Linked DNA regions of Mus musculus: regions 1 and 3 are each linked to region 2. Evidence: chromatin loops called from intact Hi-C (ENCODE). Cell type or tissue: left cerebral cortex. All regions are shown on one strand.

Region 1 (5,000 bases), 120 kb before region 2:
TGGGGCGGAGCTTAGACAAAATGCTAACAGGGAGCTCCCGAGTTTGTGGAACCCAGGCCACAATGGCAGGTGGAGGGCCCTGGGCAAGACTTTTTGTTCCTTCTGTTTCTTCCCCCAACAAAAAGCACAAAAGCACCATTGTATTTTATCCAGTTCAACAACCACTCCGTGAGGGAATCTGTTTACAGGTCATTGCCCTAGGCTCTGGCTTGCCTGGGGTATAAGATACTCTTCCAGCTGAGAACCTCATTGCAATTTGCAGTGGTGCCTAGTTCCCTGTAGAGAGAGGCTGAGGTATGCTCAAGGGACACTCAGAGAGATGAAGGGCGGTGAAAGACTCCGAGAGCTCCAGGAAGCCTCAGCTCAGAGGCCACCTTCCTGCGGATTACCTCCGAGCTCTTTGGTAGACCCAGGGCTGATTAACAGCAGTAGCAGGCTTTTAGTTTCCTATGCGCCATATAAAGAGACCGACTCCAGGCTCACCCTCTGTGCGCAGTGAGAGCTTGGCACCCTGTAGGTCTCCATCTCCTCTTCTGAGAGAACACAGTAGGCACTCTGCTTTTGCCTGTGAAATGACTAGGAGCTGCTATTCTTGCAGGGTCTTTGTGATCAGGGAGGACTTGAAGAGCTAGGATCATGGAGGTGACACTGGGAAAGCAAGTGGTAAAGACACCAGCCTGTGGAGGTGTCCCTCACTCTGGGTCCTCTGTGGGACATCTAAGCAGCAGCCCACACCCACCCCAGAATTCTAGTTTTGCACGAAGACTCTTCTTTAGGACCAAGCCCCCTTACCCAGGGCTTCCACCACAGTGTCCGGATATTTGTGTGGGCTTGAAGGGAGATGTGGTCACCTCACAGTCCTTTCTCTCCCTCTCCCTGTAGGTCTGCCGCTGAACCTGTTGTTTGTAGTCCTGAGTGAGCTCTAGAACCATCAGGGGAGCTGTTTAGAAGTACCGGGCTTTATGTAATTGGCCAGAATGCAGGGGTCAGAGGCAGCCTCATTTCTCCAGCTTCTCTGATGATAGTTGCAGCCCTGTCTGTAACAGAACTTCCTGCCCCCCCCCCCCCCCCCACCTCCCGCTGCAGCCAGCATTCTGCTTGCTTTGATCTGCTCCAAGCCGGCCCGCACCAGCCTTTCTTTCGGGCGGGGCTCCTGCGCTTCTCCCTGTCCCTCCGCTCTTTGGTGTCTCACGTCTCTGAGCCCTCTCAGTACTGACTTTATACACGTCCCAGCAGACTGCTGCCGTGTGAATTACAGAGAGCAGAGCCATAGAGACTGCGCCTGGGAAACAAATTAAAACACTCAATCATTCAGCCAAGACAGGGAACAGGGGTAGAAAGACACTCAGCCCCTAGAGAGGGGCCAGGGAGGGATCCGGAGAAGGGAAGAAGTGGCTGGATCACAAGATGATATTTATGAAAAAAAGTCGCTGAGGCAGACTGAGGAGGAAGAGGAGGAATAAAGGGCGCACAGTAGGGGGCATCTGACAAAGGGTCCTAGTGATGGTTACTATGGATTGTCAATCGATAGGATCTAGAATCACCCCGGAGACAAATCTCTGGGCACCCGTATGAGGGAGTTTCTAGATCAGGTTAATTAACAGCCAGGCTGAAATGAAGGGAGAAAGCAGGCCCTTCTCTGCTTCCTGACTGTGGACACAAAGTAACCAGCTGCTTCGGCACCTGGGACTAAACCTTCCCTGCCAAGATGGACTTCATCCCTTAGAATTCAGTGAAAGTAACCCCTCTCACTTCAGAGGAGGTCTCACCATATAGCCCTGGCTGATCTGGAACTCACTATATAGGCCAGCCAGACCTCAAATCCAGAGAGCTACCTGCTTCTCCCTCTTAAATTCTGGGATTAAAGGCGTTTGCCGCCACGCCCTGAAGACTCTCCTTTTTATGTAGCTATTGTCAGGGAGTTGGTTGAAGGGATGAGGCAGATAACAATACAGTCCAATCTGATGAGGACCACCTCTGAGGAGGGGTAGGACAGAAGACACCTAGCAAGGAAGGTCCAGTATGCCCACTGTTTGTGCCAACTGGGTATGTGTGATATTAGCCAGATAGCAGTGGAGTGTTGGGTCCTGGGGAGATGGCTCAGCAACCAAAGTGCTGTGTGAATGTGAAGCTTGGAGTTCAGACTCCCAGACCGCATGCAAATGTTGAGTGGGTGGGACAGCTGCCTGTAACTCCAACCTCAGAAACTTAGGATGAGATTCTCTCAAGCAAATTGGCTAGTGAGAATGGTCTAAGAGTCACCCCACAAACCACATGAACACCGATCTCATTCAGACAGGGACAGTGTTGTGATCATAAAAAGAGAAAGGGCTATTACGATATGTTCTGGCGAGGTGTGGGGGGATGGGGTGCCTCAGTGGGCCCATACCAAGGCATTTCTTCCCCCTGAGAGACCAGACCCACACTGGTATAGTATAGAATAGAGTTTATTCAGGGCATGGGGAGGGGAGTTAAGAGGGTAGCAGAGGTGGAGAAAGGCAGGGGGAGGCGGCCATGTGGAGAGAGGGGGGAAGGGAATGTGGAGAGAGGGGGAGCAAGGGGACAAGAGGCAAGGGAGAGAAGCAGGAGTAAGAGAGGAGGGGACAAGCAGCCCCTTTTATAGGCCAGGCCTACCTGGCTGTTGCCAAGTAACAGTGGGGTGGGGCATACCTGGCTGTTGCCAGGTATCTGTCGGGGTGGAGTCCATACAACACCAGCAGATGGTGTATTGAATGCACACCCTAAGATTGATCTATTAGGGCTGTAGCTCAGATCTCGGGGGCTGAGGCTATGACTCTAAACATTTTTTCTATGTCAGTTTATAAAGGTTAAAACCACAAAACCACAATGAGCTCATACCCAGGTGCTGGAACGAGTGCTGCCTGACTCAAGTATTTTAGGCATAACAGTTCATGTTGACCTTTAATTTGATGGGCCCTACATGAAGCTTATAGTTGTGGAATTTCTTAATATTAACAAACTTCATAATATACATAACATAACAGGGTATGGGGTCACATGACCCTGCTCTGAGTCAAGTTATTCTTCTGCATCAGTGACTGGCAACAGTATGAAATAGCTGGCAGTTATGGGACAAAATGGCTGCAGCCATGCTAGGGGGTTTCAGCAAGACTCGCCATATTGGTGAGCTCTGGGTTTGACTGTCAGAAATGTTACCTTCCTGGCTGTAGCTCTTTGGGGCCTGACTGCCCAGTGTTCCTTCCCTGAAGAGCTAGACTCTTGCCCTCCACCCCCTACCTCCTACCCCTGGACCTCCCATCTATAGTCAAGGGCTCCTCAGGGCTCACCAATCAAATTTTCATTTCTTTTTCTATTTTTCCTTTTTCTTTGTTTTTTTTGTTTTTCCCTTTTTCTTTTCTTTTCTTTTCTTTTTCTTCTTTCTCTCTTTCTCTTTTTCTCTCTCTCTCTCTCTTTCTTTCTCTCTCTCTTTCTTTCTTTCTTTCTTTCTTTTTTTTTTTTTTAAGACAGAGTTTCTTTGCATAGCCCAGACTGTCCTGGTACTCGATCTATAGACCAGGCTAAGCTCGAACTCACAGAGATCATTCTGCTTTTGCCTCCTAAGTGCTGGGATTAAAGGAGCGTGCACCACCACCCAGCTCAACTTTACTTTTATACAGCGCTAAGTGGTACCCCATGAGCACCCCCAGCTCTGAGCAGAGGACTGGGACCGGAGCACAAAGATTCAACATCTTATCTGGTGAGCCAAGTGCACCTGCTGGGGGTTCAATGCATGTACTCGATGTCTTAGTTACTTTCCTGTTTCAGTGAGAAAATACCATGACCAAAAGAAAGCATTTACTTGGGCCTATGGTTTTGACGGGTTAGAGTCCATAAAGGTAGAGCGATGGCATGGTGGCAGGAACAGCTGAGAGCTCAGGTCTCACAAGCAGGAGCTGGAGAGAGCTAACAACACCAAGAATGGCTAGAGGCTTTGGAAGCCTCAAAGCCAGCCCCCAGTGACATACTTCCTCCAGCAAGGCCACACTTCTTAGTCTTCTCCAAACAGCCACCAAAACTAGAGACTAAGTATTCAAACCTATGAGCCTAGAGCCTTAGAGTAAGTACCTGGAAACTACCTGGGAGCTGCCACGAAGAAAATCAGCTACTGGTCGTAGATCTGTTCAGCGGAGCTCTGTCTGCAGAGGTTCTCTGATCACGTGGTAGGAGGACCTAGTTAGGAGTCCCGGCAGTGAGCAAGGCTTTGGGGGATGGTGGGTTGGTTAGCAGGTACCCTGGGCCTTTCCCACTGTCTAGGCAGTCAGATGCTCACATTGTTTTGGGCTGAGACAAATATTACCACCACATCTCAAGGCCAGCTTGGTTTAAGGGTATGACAATGGACCCATTATCTCGCTCTCACGTTTGTTCTCGCTCTCGCGCACTCTTGCTTTGCTCTCTCCCTCTCTGGCTCTCGCTTGCTTGGTGGAGGAATTTCTGTGAAATTCCTAGTAGCTCAGTTACTTGGTTACATAACCTATATATTGCTTCTCTCATTGCTTTAATACATATTTGACTAAAGTGACTTAAGGAAGGGAGGGTTTACTTAGGTTCATGGTTCGAGGGTACAGTCCCGTCACGGTGGGGAAAGTGGGGAAGGTTGGTGGTTGTGTTGCAGCTAAAGTGACGAATGGGAAGGAGAGGGACACTTAATCATCTTATTTCCCCCTTTCCTTTCAGTTTGTTTGTTTGTTTGTTTTCGAGACAGGGTTTCTCTGTGTAGCCCTGGCTGTCCTGGAACTCACTCTGTAGACCAGGCTGGCCTCGAACTCAGAAATCTGCCTGCCTCTGCCTCCCGAGTGCTGGGATTAAAGACGTGCACCACCACCGCCTGGCTCCATTCAGTTTGAGATCCCAGTCCTTTGGATGGTGTCACCTATAGTTAGGTTAAATTGTCTGTCCTTAGCCCTCTTTGGAAATTCTCTCACACGTGCCCCAAGATATGACTCCTAGGTGCTTCTAAAGCTAGTCAAATTGACAAT
Region 2 (5,000 bases):
ATTTTATCACCAGTGCTGGGGTGATCAGGGACCAGCACTTAGCTCCTCATATGCCAAGGGAAACGTCCAGCCTCTTCCTGTCTATCAGAACAACCCACAGCTCGTGTTAGCTTTCCCATAGCTGGGGGACTAGACCGTCTAATATAACTCAAAGGAAGAAGGATTTGTTTTTCAAATCGTTTCAGGGATTCTAATCTATGTTGGGGACCAGTGGTGAGAGTATTGTAAAGCAGAGAATTTCACATCATAGCAAGAAGGAAGAAGAACAGAGCAGCAATCAGGAGGGGCTGGGGCAAGACTACACCCCTAAGAGCACACACCCAGCGTGGAGGACAGAAGGGAGGACGGAGGACTCCACCTATCATCTATATACGTGCCTGGGGCCAGGTGTGCCCTCTCCTGTGCCTAGCCTTACACGCCCACAGCTTGGCCTTCCCTGTTATATAGAGAGGGAAATGAGAATGTGAGAACGGCCACACTGTGTGTTCTTCACAGTGCTGCTGAGCCAGCCAAGGTGATGGTGAGCCTGCTAGAACCTCAGCTGGGGCCACAGCCCAGCAAGCACTAGAGCTGAGCTGTCTCCAGCTATGGTGGTGTGACCCAGACCTGTAGACCTGGCTCATGGTGGTCATCTGTTCCCTAATGTGAAGCCAATGCAGGCGCTTGAAGTTACGGAATAAGAAACTGCCTGGGCGTGGCTGGAGAGATAGCTGGCTCTTGCAGTGATTATGCACGGCTGTGATCTAAGCTTACAGTACTCTTCCCCCCCCCCCCCAGAGTCATGCACGTGTTTACTTATGTTGTAGTAATAAGTGCTGAAAACAGGAAATAGGTTGGAAGTAACCTTATAAAACAGACATTTGCCATACATGGTAAAAGCAACATACAAATATTGTTTTCTGGGCCAACTGGGTCAGTTGGGGTTAGCTGGTGTCAGTTGGGTCTAAGCGCTGGAACCTGAGGTAACAGACATCCAAGCCTCTGCCTTGAGCCCTTAGGGAATGAGTAGAGAGGGCAGCAGCTGGGCCTTCGGTATTCTTTAAGATCCAAGCCTTTCAGCCAGTATCCAATCAGCCATTCCCACTGTGCTCTCCACAGATCAGGAGCTAAGATGCAGGTCGATTTATAGAGAGGGGTGGGTGTCTCAAACACACACTAGCTACTGACTTCTGGATGTGTCTCTTCATCTCCTACCAGCTGCATCCCTGAGCCAGGTAACTGGAATTACAAATGCCTGGCTGCTGAGTGACGCGAGACACACCTGTAAACTGCCCCTCCCCCTTTCTCCCTAAAATGGAAAATCTTTTACACCTAATGTAGAAGTGGGATTGGTTTTGAAGTGTTGGCTATTTAGCCGTGAGATTAACCACGAACCTGCAGGAGTAGAGGCTCAAAGGATTTTGTTTGAACCGGAAGGGAGGTGGGCAGGAAGGGGACACCTAGAAGATGATAAGTCAAACCTTAAGGAAGGGTGGCAGGGCTTTCTGGCTCCACAGGAGTGAGCGAGGCTGACCTGGCAAGCTTGGTTTCTCTGCACTCCATGGACCCCACGGCATCCAGACTGTTTCCTTAATTTCCCTCTAGCTTACGGCCTCGACCTCATTATAGAACTTGGCATCTCTCCACTGGTTAGCATCATTTCCTCCATGCAGAAGTGTCACCTCATGTCATTGCCGAGGAGCCCCCAGGGACACCTGTTTGTCACTGGGAGACACTCCACATTCCCCATTTGCTTCCGCTATTCCTTGCCCAGGCCTGAGATCCGGCTATGACCACATTGTGAGCTGCACATGGGTCCTCTGCACATGGGTCCTCGGCTCTGGCCACTTGGAGCTATTCCTTCCCTGTGTCTCTGTGCTGTGTGTCTGCTTCCTCCATCCTTCAACCCTCTGGATAATTCATATTCAGCTTCTAAACTCATTTTGGTGGCATTTCCTTTGCAAAGCCTTTCCTAAATGGCCTTTATGTTCCTGACTTGGGTGAGGCCTCTTTTTTGTCCTATGGGACCCCTTGTTTTTTCTGCATGGTGTCCTTTATACTGTACCGTATATTCCTGATATCTGTCCACCACCACCACTGTGCCTTAAATGTGGGCTCTGGTATTTACTAGAGCAAGATGTCATTTGTAAATTAAATGCATTCCCTGACTAGCCTCCTTGTCCTAGGGCCATCTTGCAATGCACCTTGATGTCCACAAGGGGGCAGGCTCCCTAATGGGGCCTCGCGGTTTCTAGTCTGTCTTGAATTCATGCCAGCATGTGTTCTCAGAAAGCATGACTAAAATTGGGCATTTTTTTTTTCTTCTCATTGAAATAGAGCAGGCCTGCTGCTGTCAAAAAAGCTATCACAGACCCCGTTTGTCCGTAATGTGCAGAAACTATTTTTAAAATCGTATGTGCTACTGTCCCGAAAAGCACAGAAGTCATGTGGGACTTTCTCCCCTGCCCCCACTTTAAATCCCACTTTGCTGATTCACAAGTTTGGAAAGTACAGAGAGGAAAGACTAGGTCAGATAATGACGCTGGTTGCAAACGTCTATCTTTGTGGCCTGAACTCTGTGACCTCTAAATGTCCCCAGGACCAAGTGTGCAGAGTAAGGAGACCACAAGGTAGGACCCCAATTCCTGGTGAATTTGTCTCTGTGAATTTTCTATTGGGGTCTATTAGGGGTTGTGGCTGTCACCTACGGTGTCACCTACGGGGTTTAATAAAAGCTCCCTTTGACCCTCCCCCATCTTCCGCACAGCGAGGAAACGCCTGGTCCCCGAGCTTGTCTGCTTCCCAGTCCCCACTTCTCTGTTGAATGTGTCATTTTATGCCTGTGCATGGTGTGCTAAATGCCAGGAGCTGGGCCACAGCTGTCACAGTGAAAACGAAATTGAAAAAAAAAATGCCACCCAGGCTGGTTCTTGGTGTTCCCGGGAACTGGATGTGTTTGCTGCATTTCTGTGGCAGGGTGTGTGATCCAGACTGTGAATGGCAAGCAGACGTGGTTCTGAACCCTCAGTCTGCGGAGAAAGGGGACTGGATGCCATGGATGCTAACACTCAGCTGCCTGGAGGGTCATCCCACGCCTAGAACAAACAGACCCTCGCTCCAGCAGTCTCGGGTCTCCAGCCCCACTTCCAGGCCTGCAGGAGAACAGGGACTACCAGGTACACTGACTCTGGGCCTTGATAGCTCTGTCCCTACATATCCCAGGCACCAGCATCCATGGGCTGTCCTAGGGATCCTGTGGCACAGCCTGGTACCAGAATACACGCCCTGGACTGTCCAGGGAAGCAGAAACAGGCAGAATCACAGGCAGGTCTCGAGTTTGGTCCAAAGCAAAGTTTGGTCTGTTGTTTCCTAGTTCTGTCGCGAAGAACTCGGGGATGGCAAGGTTCATCTCATAGAGTTGTTATGAGTATTAAACTACTTTACCTTTAATCACCTGACACTTAGCAACTCACAACCATCGGCCACTGCTACCTTCGAACAGGATTCGGCAGTTCTGTAAGGGGTTGAATGAGACCCTAGATGATATATAAAGTAGTGACATGGTGGTCTCTAATAAAGCTTTATTTATATGGTCTAATGTCTAAGAGGATGCTTGCTCTGGTGACTGCACAGCTGAAAGGTGGGAGAGGGGCAGAGAATACAGAGTCAGCTATGTAGTATGGGGAAGGAAGGAGAGAGATATTCTTTTTTGTTTTTTGTTTTTTTGGTTTTTCGAGACAGGGTTTCTCTGTGCAGCCCTGGCTGTCCTGGAACTCACTTTGTAGACCAGGCTGGCCTCGAACTCAGAAATCCACCTGCCTCTGCCTCCCGAGTGCTGGGATTAAAGGCGTGCGCCACCACACCCGGTGAGAGAGATATTCTTGTATAGGGTTCAGAAGGGCTGGTACAGGCAGGAGCCTCTTAAGGGAGTCTCGGATACCACCTCCGGACTTAGGGACCCTGTGTCCCTCATATGTATACAGCATTGCTGTGCAATGAGCACTCTACCTCAGAGGAGGTTCAGAGTTCCCTCTCAATTAATTAAAGAGTTTCTACAGTTGGCTGTTTCTAAGATTCACTGCCAGGCTGAGCCACCTCGTGCATTAGTGAAGACAGGACAACCAAGGAGCCTGTGCAGACATGGAGGGCACATAGTAGGGCTCATGGAGCTGGCAGACACTGAAATGTGCCCAAGTCACCAGGCTTCTCCTGCATTATCACTGATTCAGCGTGGTTCTGGCTCCTTTTTGCCACACAGAACTCTCCAGGCTACGTCCAGTGCTGCCTTTGAAGCGGCCTTGTTTCAGCCTGTTTCGCCCTCCAGACCCACAGGATAGACGACAGTCCCAACACCCCAATTCCCTGTCAGTGGAAGGGGTAGGGGTGGGGGGAAAGACCAGCCAGAGGGTGTGGCCATGGAGTTGCTCCCTGGGGTTTAATGACAGGTGGTGATACTCCTTCCCTCCTCACCTCCTGGGATGAATGGCAACGGTAAGCACAGTCTAGGCTGTCAGACATGGCTGGGCCATCGCAAAGACTCCTCTCCGGAGGTTGATGCAGCAGGAGTGAACTGGATACAGATTCTTGCCCTGCCTCCCCAAGATGCTTGTTCTGTCCCCATCCAGGAAGAGCACCCACCCCTGAAGACGCCCCATGAAATGACGTTGGTCACAATTGCTACCCCATGTGCCAGCAGGACCAGCTTCTTGTGAGCCCAGGATTAGGCAGTTGGTACCAAAAATGGTCTTGAGATGCAACAGGCAACGGGCCACCCACTTCTCTGGATGCTCTCAGGTCTGCTAGAAAGATGACTACAGGTCAAGGGGACGAGGGCTCTGTGACAGGGTGACTATGGTCCCCTGCAGGTATCAGCCTGGAGGGCAGAGGTACTTGAGCCCATGTGATGAGGAACAATGTTATGTCTGAGGACAGGGATGTGGTCTGTCAGATGGCTCTGGGCAGCATGTACAAAGAACGTGGATGGTCCAGTCACTCAGTCAATGTAAGTTGCTACTGAGGGT
Region 3 (5,000 bases), 250 kb after region 2:
CATTGCCAAAACCTGTGGCAGAAGCAACAGGCAGTTTCAGAAGGTTCAGGCTGTGGGTCCTGACAGTTTCTGGGCCTGCAGTGAAGCATCTGTCATGGTGCTTGTGTATGTGGTAGCAGATTCTTCATCGAGTGTGAGAGGAACCTGCTGAGAATGGCTGCTGTTCTGTGCAGTTTCAGAGGAGGAGCTGAGCACAGACCTCTGTCTTGTGCAGGGACATCTGAGCTGCCTGTCCTATGAGTAGGCACCTACCTTCCTACATAGACAGCAGAGGACCTGTTAGGTCTTCCCCGGGGAGAAGACACCTCAGGGAGCTTTGTCTCTTTCTTTTTGTTTCTCTCCCTCTTCCTCCTGGGCTGCAGTGCCTGGGGGATGAGGCTGCTATTGGATGCCAGTATTATCTAGAAGTACACTGTTAGTACCCACGCAGAGGACATTAGCCATGTCTGTCTGTCTGCTCTATGTGGACTTTCTTAGCAGAGTGAGTGAGCCATGTGTATTAATTACAGTGGACTTTAGGGCTGAGGATGTGGTTCAGGGAGTGGAGATCTGGCCTAGCACACACACAAGACCCTGGGTCCCTCCTGAGTACAGGTGGGGCCTGGTCTACAGTGCCTGGTTCCTCAGTACTCTTGTCTGGTTGCTTATGCAGAGGCCCTTTCCAGCCACGTGTTGTAAACAAGCCCTGGGATTTCACCATGCAGAGCAGCACCAGCAGGAGTGGTAGCCTGCTGTTCCACTCTCAATGCTACCCAGCCTGCTCATGAAGGCTCCTGTGGTTAAAATCTTTGCTTTCCACCTGTGGTGACTGGTAGGGAGTGGAGTGACTGTTTCTTTGGTGACTTCCAGAGGGACCTGAATGGGGAGGCTAGGTGAGGCTCCTGAGTTACCCAGAATAGGCTCCCAGCCTGGACACAGGCCCGCTGGACCTCTGCTTTGCCTGCGGGAGAGTTCTGTGCCCTGTCACTTCCCTTCCTTGGTGGCAAAACCACTTTTAATGAGAAGTATTAGGAACTTTCTGTGTATGGGCAGTGTGCCGTCACAGGCCAGGAGGAAGGTCAGGCTGCCAACAGTGGTTCTCTCCTCTCAGTGACATGTGGAGATCAAGCCTTCTAGACACAGAACACACACAGTAGAAGAGGCAGTGCTGTGTGAGGTCCTTGGGTGCAGAAGCAAGGTATCTGAAGATGGCAGAAAAATCCCAGCCTGGAATTCCCCTTCCCAGAGTTAGTTATCCCAGGTTTACCTGGTTCTAGGTGAAGCTGAGCTGGGCAGGGGATTCCAAGAATCTCATTATACCAGGCCCATGAAGGGGAGCCAGTTTATTCTGGGTTCATAGAACCGGGGAGATCATGATCACTGGTAGGGTGAGCTTGTTCTTCCCTCCTGGTCTGCCTGCTGCAGGAGCCTGCCCCTCTCTTGGCAGCTCCTAGGTCTGGTGCAGCTACTGATGGAGCCAGAGGCCTCCTTTCTAGAATGTTCCTTCAGGCATTTGTTTAATAACTGTCTCCCCACCCCCGTGGTAGAGTTTGTGCTTTGCCTGGGAGCCCAGAAGCAGGCAGGGACAGTTTGACCCAGCGCTGTGCGGCCGGGGGTAGGTGTAGGGGGCTCTGACTGCTGTGTGTGCGGCTGGATGTCGTCTGCCTTTTCTGTGGGCGTGTCTCTAAGCTGGAAGGACTCCACAGGGACCTTGGTGACTGAATGCTGCCTGTCCTCCTTTCTTTTGCTAAGTTAGATATTGTGTTAGGTAGGGCGAGGAAGACAGTTGGCGGGAAGTTAATGTTTAATTAGGACTCTGGCTCCCAGTGCCCAGTGCCATCCAGACTGGCCTGGGTAGGCGGAGTGTTAAAGGGCTGGTGCCTGCCCCACCAGACATCCACAGTAGCACCCTATCCCAGGGCACCACCAGCATGTCTTGGTTGTCGCTGTGGCTTCTTCCAGTTTGGCTTGTTCTGCCCCATGTGTCCAATGCATGTGCCTTCCCACAGGATTTGAAGACAGTGCACACACCCGAGATGGAAAGTGCTTTCAATTTTTACATTGATTTTTATTTTAACTATGCTGGGCTAAATGCATTAGAATTCACTCTCCATGTTTCTTCTCGCCTGTTTTTTAATGGCCTCCAGAAATCTTAAAAGTCATGCATGTAGTTGACACGAGACTTCCTTTGTCACCATGGGCCTGATTGTTTTGAATAAACAAGCTGTTTTGCTGCCATGTCTTGGACCTGAGAGTGTGGGCACTTGACACCTTTGGTTCTCTTAGTGACCTCTGTGATAGGAACGGCTGGTAAGGTGGGCAAAGTAGAGCATGCACTGCCACCTAGTGGCAAATAAATATAGTATTAAATGTGTAAAAGAATTACCTTTTAATTAAAAAGCATTTAAAAAGTTACTTGAGTGTTGTGTTTTTGGTTTTTGTTTTTGTTTTTGTTTTTTGAGACAAGGTTACCATATATACTCCTGGATATTCTGGAATTTGCTTTGCATCCTTGGGTGGCCTTGAACTATGTTAGACCTCGTGCCTCAGCCTCCAAAATGCTGGGATGACAGCATGTGTGGCCACACACAGCCTAAATTTCTTTCTATACATTTTCAGCAAATCCAGCGTTTTTCTGTAATGCATTGATTATTGTAGAAAGACTGGAGAAGAGTTTCATAGCCCTTGCCCCGTCTCTGAGTGGTATGCCGTCCTGTACAGCCTTTGGGAAGGGAGCTTCCAGGAAGGTGTGGGCCCTGAGCCAGACTCCCAGGCTCTCTGCCTGGCCTCAGCCATACCTCCTGGGAGGGAAGACCCAAGGGCTATTGTTCTCGGTCACTATCAGTGCTGCCAGCATGGGAGTGGGGGGGGGGGTTCTGTTCTGGCCCCAGGGACTTCAGCTGGGACACCCCGTGTTTTTGCTGTTGTTGAACGTCCCAGGTTTTACTGCTACCTGTTGCATATCGATACAGTGATTCAAGACTACTGGATGCTCTTGCAGACTTGAGTGAGTGGCTGTCTTCTATAGTTGTATTTCCAGGAAGTGGTCCACAGACCAGGCTTGCTCTGTCTTCCTATTTGTGCTGGTTCCTTCCAATATGGAGTCTGCCTGTGTTTTCGCGAGTGTGGGTTGTCACAGGTGATGGATGAGAGCTGCGCAAACTCACAGGCAGCACTTGCTCAGAGCTGACTGTCCTACAACCACCAGTGTGTGTTCTTTCCTACTCCCTATTGGGAGTACCCAGCGAATGTTAGTACATTGCAGTGGTACCTGCCTGCTGGTCACCAGGCCTGGTACCTACCTGGGTGGTCCCAGCCACTCAAGCACCTGCTTTCTTACCCTTCCAGGTCTGGCTGTAGGTCTGGGAATTGGGGCGTTGGCTGAAGTTGCCAAGAAGAGTCTGCGTTCTGAGAACTCCACAGGTGAGCAGGGCCCTGTGTACAAAGGGTGGATGATTATGTGAGGTCATCATTGTCATTGTCCGGACCACCCCATGCCCTCCCAGAGCTTCCTCAGGCAGGAGTCCTCCGAAATGTAGTTCCTGTGGATGTAGTTCCTGCGGTTGAGTGATTGGTAGACTGACTTGCTTAGAGAGTTGGAGGATTGGAGAATTGGCGATGGCTCCCGCCTTCAGCCCCAGCTGACCCCCTCCCCCCAGCCCCTCTGGCTCCCTTAGCATGCCCACACTCTTGTTACCACCAGCATGTGCACCTCCATACTTGCTTGCTTGCCCACCATTCGTTCCTGCTCTCCTCTCCTGCCCTGCTCCCGAGGACCTATGAATTGTGATCTGCCGAGGTCAAATGCAAAGCTCCTTTGTCCCCGTGGGTAGGGATATAGGTATGGGGACAGACGTATTGTATCATTCCTTCATTGAACATGGCTCAGAGAGGCTGGGGCCATTCCAGAGACAAAGACCAGACCACCTCTGTTCTCTGCCGCCCAGGATCTGGCCCATCAGCCTTGCCTGGAACACAAGTTCAGTGACCACTTGTGGCTGTACAATCTAGAGAATGTTCTGCATTCAGTCCCCACCAAACCCGAGGGGTTTCCTGATGCTCGGATTCTGGCTGGGGAAGGAGCCGTGTGAGCCCCTCTCTGAGGGTAGATGGCTGGGAGTTTACCCAGCAGAGCCATTAGGGGTTCCTAATCGGTGGATTTTCCAAGTGCATCTGAGGTTCTGGTCCCATACTCTCCTGAAGGTTCCTCACAGCTCTCACACCCATTCACAGGACCTCTTGGTACTCATGGTCTGAGGGGCCTGAGGGGGTGTACCAGCTCTCCAGACAGCACTTCACTCACGGGGTTCTCAGGCTCCAGTCCTAGGATGGACACCTTGTGTGTTCTTGGAAGGGACCAGAGAACAGGGGATTTAGCGTGGGTATTTTTAGTGCTGGTGCTTAAGTACTTTGGGATGTGAAACCCGTGGTTTTTTCTGGTTGAGAAGCTAGCTTTCCCAAGATCCAGCACCTCCTGCCAACCACTTTCCATCCTACCTCGTCTAAGAGGAGAGAGGTCAGCCTACCTTCAAGGGCATAGCTGGTGTCCTTTTTCAGGGACTCTAGAGACTAAGGCTTCGGTTCCTTTAGCCTTGCCAGTAGGTCCTGAGGCATTACAGAGTAAATGGCCTTGGGAGATGTACCTACTCAGGCTCATAATCTGCCTACAGTGCCCTGATCTTTAAGCTGCTGTCCAGGCTAGTAAGCTCTGCCCAGGAGACCCTGTCCTGCATTGGGCATACCACCATATTTCTGGCTTGTCCTGCTTGGTTCGGGCCATTCTGGGTGGGAGACATGTCAGCCTATGAGGATCAGCCCACTGTGGGGTGGAGACGCCCAGAAAAAGCCAGTTGGGTTAGACACCATCTCCAAGTACCAGGAGATGGTGCTCAGCTGAGGTATGGTTTGTGTATAGGTGAGCGACAGTTTCCCCTCCTTTGTCCTAGAATTAGTGGCCTTGCCTGTGTTCACTCCTGTCTTCCTAATCCTGAGTCCCAGGACCTGGGGAGGACAGGGGAGGG

What was found. Hi-C counts contacts between places; a loop is a spot of excess contacts. Peaks named below come from ENCODE experiments on the same cell type or tissue, not always from the same donor. Only the 100,000 strongest peaks of a DNase experiment are listed, where the experiment ranks them.
Region 1: a loop joins it to region 2, with 5 times the contacts of the local background. A loop is called at or near these places in 32 of 42 quality-filtered maps.
Region 3: it touches region 2 in a loop (2.6-fold over the local background); 7 of 42 quality-filtered maps call a loop at or near these places.

The regions. Positions count from the first base shown.
Region 1 is chr1:180,544,174-180,549,173 of GRCm38, reverse strand. All of the region lies in intron 3 of Gm31986 (a long non-coding RNA gene), which reads left to right. Among named protein-coding and RNA genes, the nearest start is that of Parp1, 22 kb to the left of the region's middle. In left cerebral cortex, no CTCF peak of the experiment used is centred here; DNase peaks (open chromatin) are centred at 1,191 and 2,144.
Region 2 is chr1:180,425,746-180,430,745 of GRCm38, reverse strand. No RefSeq gene overlaps it. Among named protein-coding and RNA genes, the nearest start is that of Gm39712, 20 kb to the right of the region's middle. In left cerebral cortex, a CTCF peak has its summit at 2,183 (motif pointing right); DNase peaks (open chromatin) are centred at 1,610, 2,254 and 2,881; H3K27ac peaks cover 593 bases.
Region 3 is chr1:180,172,653-180,177,652 of GRCm38, reverse strand. It overlaps Coq8a (coenzyme Q8A), which reads left to right. Exons shown (of 15, transcript NM_023341.3): 5 at 3,328-3,402. Among named protein-coding and RNA genes, the nearest start is that of Coq8a, 21 kb to the left of the region's middle. In left cerebral cortex, CTCF peaks have their summits at 2,333 (motif pointing left) and 4,837 (motif pointing right); a DNase peak (open chromatin) is centred at 2,299.